2 separate regions of the Homo sapiens genome follow, and region 2 is linked to region 1. Evidence: read pairs that join two places in POLR2A ChIA-PET (ENCODE). Cell type or tissue: A673. All regions are shown on one strand. Links, peaks and the distances in the headings refer to the core of each region. The heading gives the core; the rest is flanking DNA. Region 1 overlaps PPP1R13L (protein phosphatase 1 regulatory subunit 13 like). Region 2 has its middle 11 kb from the start of GIPR.

Region 1 (2,872 bases), core at 1-2,500:
GGCCGCCTTCCGGGGGGACCCTCGGCTGCCGAAGGGCTCAGGGATCGAGCTGGAGCTGTACCGGGGCGGCTGTGGGGAGGCCAGGGCATTGAGGGATGGATCAAAGGAGACATTAGTGGAAGGGTTGGTGTGTGGGCGGGGGTGTCAAGAGAGATCACTGGAGGTCAACCCAGAGGAGGCTGACCGGCCATGGAAATTCAGGCACAGAGAGCCCAGGTGAGTAGTGGTGGGGAGACAGCCCTGAATCAGCACTGTGGCTAGCCCATTACTCTATGTCACCTTTATGCCACTTAGGTAAACACCTCTTTCCTTCTGAGGGTCCCTTTAGATGTCCACTTCCACTGGTCCCCTCTTTTCTATTTCTTTCTTTCTTTCTTTCTCTCTCTTTCTTTTCTTTCTTTCTTTCCTCTCTCTCCTTCCTTCCTTTCTCTCTCTCTCCTTCCCTCCCTCCCTCCCTCCCTGCTTGCTTGCTTTCTCTCTCTCTCTTTCTTTCTTTCTTTCTTTCTTTCTTTCTTTCTTTCTTTCTTTTCTATCTCGGCTCATTGCAGCCTCAACCTCCCTGGCTTAGTGTGATCCTCCCACTTCAGCCTCCCAAGTAGCTGGGATTACAGGTATGCACCACCACACCTGGCTAACTTTTGTATTTTTAGTAGAGACAGGGTTTCACCATGTTAGCCAGGCTGGTCTTAAACTCCTGACCTCAAGTGATCCGCCTGTCTCTGAAAGTGTTGAGATTACAGGCGTGAACCACCGTGCCCAGCCAGATTTTTAAAAAATCATTTGTAGAGGCTGGTCTCAAACTCTTAGTCTCAAGCAATTCTCTCACCTCGCCTTCCAAAGTGCTGGGATTCCAGGTCTGAGCCATCGCGCCTGGCCTGGTCCCCTTTTTTCAAGTTCCCTTGAAGAGCCCACAACCTGCATAACTATATGGGGCAATTTTGCCTGAAATCCAGGCCTCTGGTCTGGACTGTGGCGAGAGGCTGGCTTTGGAGATCAAGGTGGGAACCAGGCTTACCCTAGAAGGGGGTCCGGCCTGCGGGCCAGGAGGCGCGGGAGAGTCTGACCACAGCGACTCCAGCTGCTTGGTCAGTTCATCCACCTTGGCCGCCGCCGTGTCCAGCTCCATCTGCTTCAGATCCATGTGTTTCATGGCCAGCGCTGGGAAGGTGGGAGTGGAGGTAAGGACCTGGCCTCCTGGCAGGGGCCGGCCTCAGCACCCCTCGCCCGCTGCCGAGGTCCCCGCCTCGCCAGCCCCGCCCCCTACTCCAGCTTACACTGGAAGTTCATGTCCAGAAAGTCCCGCGCGCTCTGGAATGCCTCGCTGTCCATGGTGCCGGCCGGAGCGGGCGCCTGCATGGTGGGGAGGGAGGGAGCTGGCTAAGACCCCGCCCCTCTAGACCCCGCCCTCAGGGAGTCAGACGCCGTCAGGAGCGGGACAACGCCTCAACTCAGTTCCTTCCCCTGGAAGCCCTTTACCCTTTCACCTCCCCAGCTGGGAAATGCCAACTCCTCCAAAGCCAAGTCCATGCGCCACGGAGAAGTCCAAACCCAGTCTAAAACCTCCGGAATTCACTTTCTCTTTCTTTTTTTCTTTTCTTTTTTTTTTTTTTTTTGTGTATGTGTGTGAGACAGAGTCTCGCTCTGTCGCCCAGGCGGGAGTGCAATGACGCGATCTTGGCTCACTGCAACCTCCGCCTCCCGGGTTCAAGCAAATCTTCTGCCTAGCTGGGACTACAAGCGCGCGCCATTATGCCCGGCTAATTTTTGTAGTTCTGGGATTACAGGAGTGAGTCTCCGCGCCCGGCCGTGTCCATCTCTTTATCTCAGTCCTAAGACCTGAATCACTCCTTGAACAATTATCTATTGATCACCTACAATGTGCCGGTAAACATAGGATGGAATAACTATGAATTACTGAATGTTTACTAGGGACCAGGACGCACTGTGCTAGATCCTGTTTTTGTTTGTTTTTGAGATGGTGTCTCGCATTTTCGCCCAGGCTGGAGTGCAGTGGCGCGATCTCGGCTCACTGCAAGCTCCGCCTCCAGGGTTCATGCCAGTCTCCTGTCTCAGCCTCCCGAGTAGCTGGGACTACAGGCGCCTGCCACCATGCCTGGCTAAATTTTTGTATTTTTAGTAGAGACGGGGTTTCACCGTGTCAGCCAGGATGGTCTCGATCTCCTGACCGCGTGATCCATCTGCCTCGGCCTCCCAAAGTGCTGGGATTACAGGCGTGAGCCACCGCGCCCGGCCTTGTTTTTGTTTTTTAATAATAATTCTGCTGTCTGCTGTGTACTAGAACCCATGCCTACTGCTTGGGGTATAATGTAGTAAATGTAGTAAAAACAATATCCGCCGGGCGCGGTGGCTCACGCCTGTAATTCCAGCACTTTGGGAGGCCAAGGAGGGCGGATCACGAGGTCAGGAGAGCGAGACCATCCTGGCTAACATGGTGAAACCCCGTCTCTACTAAAAATACCAAAAATTAGCCAGGCGTGGTGATGGACGCCTGTAGTCCCAGCTACTCGGGAGGCTGAGGCAGGAGAACGGCGTGAACCCGGGAGGTGGAGCTTGAACTGAGCGGAGATCGCGCCACTGCACTCCAGCCTGGGCGACAGTGCGAGACTCCGTCTTAAAACAAACAAATAAATAAATATGTTTAAAACAACAACAACAATAACCAGCCAGGCGCGGTGGTTCACTCCTGTAACCCGAGCACTTTGGGAGGCCGAGGTGGATGGATCGCTTGAAGCCAGGAGACCAGCCTGGCCAATATGGTGAAACCCCGTCTCTACAAAAAAATACAAAAGTTAGCTGGGCATGGTGGCATGTGCCTGTAATCCCAGCTACTCAGGAGGCTGAGGCACAAGGC
Region 2 (2,902 bases), core at 270-2,769, 260 kb after region 1:
AAGCAATTCTCTAGCCTCAGGCTTCCCAGTACCTGGGATTACAAGCCCGCCACCACGCCCGGCTAATTTTTTGTATTTTTAGTAGAGACAGGGTTTTACCATCTTGGCCAGGCTGGTCTTAAACTCCTGACCTCATGATCCACCAGCCTCGGCCTCCCAAAGTGCTGGGATTACAGGCGTGAGCCACCGCACCTGGCTACTTTCTTTCATTCTTTCATTTTTTGTTTGTTTGTTTTTTGAGACAGAATCTCGCTCTATTGCCCAGGTTGGAGTGCAGTGGTGCAATCATGGCCCACAGCAGCCTCAACCTCTTAGGCTCAAGTGATCCTCCTGCCTCACCCTTCTGAGTATCTGGGACTACACGAACGAGCAGCCGTGCTTTGCTAATTTTTAAAAATTTTTTTTGTAGAGACAGAGTCTCACTATGTTGCCCAGGCTGGTCTCGAACTCCGGGGCTCAAGCGATCCTCCCATCCCAGCCTCCCAAAGTGCTGGGATTACAGGTGTGAGCCACCATGCCTGGCCTCTTTCTTTGTGTTTCTCTCTCTACGTCTCATTCTGTCAGCTCGTCCCCCTACTTGGGTTTATGTTTGAGCTGGGAGCTTCACAAAGCCAGAGCAAGAGCTGTCCCAGTCACCAGGGTCCCCAGCATTGCCAAGCTCATAGCCTGGCATGTAACAAACGTCCAGTAAAATGCATTGAACTCTGACCTCTGCTGAACCAATGTTGGGCAATGCTGGAGACACAGCAGTGACTGAGACAGCCCCAGTCCTGCCCTCATAGGGCACATAGTGTTGGGCACGGTGGCTCACGCCTATAATCCCAGCACTTTGGGAAACTGAGGCGGTGGATCTCTTTTTTTTTTTTTTTTTTTTTTTGAGATGGAGTTTTGCTCTTGTTGCCCAGGCTGGAGTGCAGTGGCGCGATCTCGGCTCACCACAACCTCCGCCTCCTGGGTTCAAGTGATTCTCCTGTATCAGCCTCCTGAGTAGCTGGGATTGTAGGCGCACGCCACCACACCCAGCTAATTTTTTGTATTTTTAGTAGAGACAGGGTTTCATCATCTTGGCCAGGCTGGTCTCGAACTCCTGATCTCAGGTGATCCACCCACCTCGGCCTCCCAAAGCGCTAGGATTACAGGTGTGAGCCACTGCACCCGGACTGGATCTCTCTCTCTCTTTTTTTTTTTTTTTGAGATAGAGTCTTGCACTCACTATCGCCCAGGCTGGAGTGCAGTGGTGCGATCTCGGCTCACTGCAAGCTCTGCCTCCTGGGTTCATGCCATTCTCCTGCCTCAGCCTCCCCAGCAGGTGGGACTACAGGCGCCCGCCACCACGCCCAGCTAATTTTTTCATATTTTTAGTAGAGAGAGGGTTTCACTGTGTTAGCCAGGATGGTCTCAATCTCCTGACCTCGTGATCCGCCCACCTCGGCCTCCCAAAGTGCTGGGATTACAGGCGTCAGCCACTGCGCCCAGCCAACTGGATCTCTTTTTTATGTTTTGTTTTATTTTGTTTTGAGACAGGGTCTCACTGTCACCCAGGCTGGAGTGCAGTGGCATCATCTTGGCTCACTGTAGCCTGGACCTCCGGGGCTCAAGCAATCCTCCCATCTCAGCCTCCCAACTAGCTGGGACTACAGGCATGCACCACCACGCCATTAATTTTTCGTATTTTTTGTAGAGATAGGGTTTCACGATGTTGCCCAGGCTGGTCTCCAACTCCTGGGCTCAAGCAATCCACCCACCTTGGCCTCCCAAAGTGCTGGGATTACAGCTGTGAGCTACAACTCCTAGCCAAGAGGCTTTCTTTAGGACAGGAGTTCAAGACCAGCCTGGGCAACAGAGTGAGACCCCATCTCTAAAAAAAAAATAAAAATATAGCCGAGCGTGGTGGAGGCCACCTGTAAACCCAGCCACTCAGCAGGCTGAGGCATGAGAATCGCGTGAACCCAGGAAGCAGAGGTTGCAGTAAGCCGAGATCGTGCACTCTAGCCTGGGTGACAGAGCAAAATCCCATCTCAAAAAATCATAATAATTAAACAAACAAATAAATAAATTAGCTGCACTTTGTGGCCTGTGCCTGTAGTCCTAGCTACTGGGGAGGCTGAGGTGGGAGGATCATTGAGCCCAGGAGGTCAAAGCTGCAGTGAGCCATGATTGTATCACTCCACTCCAGTCTGGACGACAGAGCAAGACGCTGCTCGAAAAAAAAAAAAAAAATAGCCTAGAGGGAAAGGCCTAGGTTTGCCTGCTCTCCCTGAGGCTTGAAAAGGGGCTTAGGGGCTTGCTGAGCACTACCAGGGAGCAATCAGGGACCCCTACAAGTTTGAATCTTTCAATTGATCCTTCCCAGGGCTGGCGGTTTACACTGGGTTTTGGAGCCGTCTCTAGGGCCCCAGCTGAGAGCCCCTCTGCTGGCCTCTGAGGCCCTGGAGCCCCCACCTCCCCCTCCCGCATGAGATTATGTCAACATAGCCCAGACGCTTCTGGCCAGGACAATATTTGCCCTCAGGATCTGGGGAGGTCGCTATGGAGATGTGCCCTCCCAGACTAGGCTGGAAGACGCCGAGGGGAGCCATGCGTCTCTGTCTCACGGAGTCTGACTTAATCCCTGTTCTCTTCTGGGATATAAGTCCCTCTCTCTGTTTTCGTCCCTCTCTGTTCCCCTCCTTTCCCTTTCCTTCCCCTCTCCTCCCCTTCCCTCTCCCTGTCTCTCTCTCCTTTTTTTTTTTTTTTTTTTTTTTTGAGATAGGGTCTCACTCTGTCACCCAGGCTGGAGTGTAGTGGCGTGACCTCCGCCTCCCGGGCTCAAGCCATCCTCCCACCTCAGCCTCCCCAGCAGCTGGGACCACAGGTGCGTGCCACCATGCCCAGCTAATATTTTTTTGTAGAGATGCAGTTT

Evidence for each region. Peaks named below come from ENCODE experiments on the same cell type or tissue, not always from the same donor. Only the 100,000 strongest peaks of a DNase experiment are listed, where the experiment ranks them.
Region 2: POLR2A ChIA-PET joins it to region 1 with 18 read pairs; 3 of 35 experiments call an interaction of 5 or more read pairs at or near these places.

Annotation. Positions count from the first base shown.
Region 1 is chr19:45,396,990-45,399,861 of GRCh38, forward strand. PPP1R13L (protein phosphatase 1 regulatory subunit 13 like) reads right to left here. Exons shown (of 13, transcript NM_006663.4): 2 at 1,275-1,350; 3 at 1,016-1,158; 4 at 1-69. The coding sequence starts at 1,329. Among named protein-coding and RNA genes, the nearest start is that of PPP1R13L, 6.6 kb to the right of the region's middle. RefSeq lists an enhancer at 1,592-2,590. In A673, for the core only: no CTCF peak of the experiment used is centred there; a DNase peak (open chromatin) is centred at 1,382; H3K4me3 peaks cover 536 bases.
Region 2 is chr19:45,655,558-45,658,459 of GRCh38, forward strand. No RefSeq gene overlaps it. Among named protein-coding and RNA genes, the nearest start is that of GIPR, 11 kb to the right of the region's middle. In A673, for the core only: no CTCF peak of the experiment used is centred there; no DNase peak of the experiment used is centred there.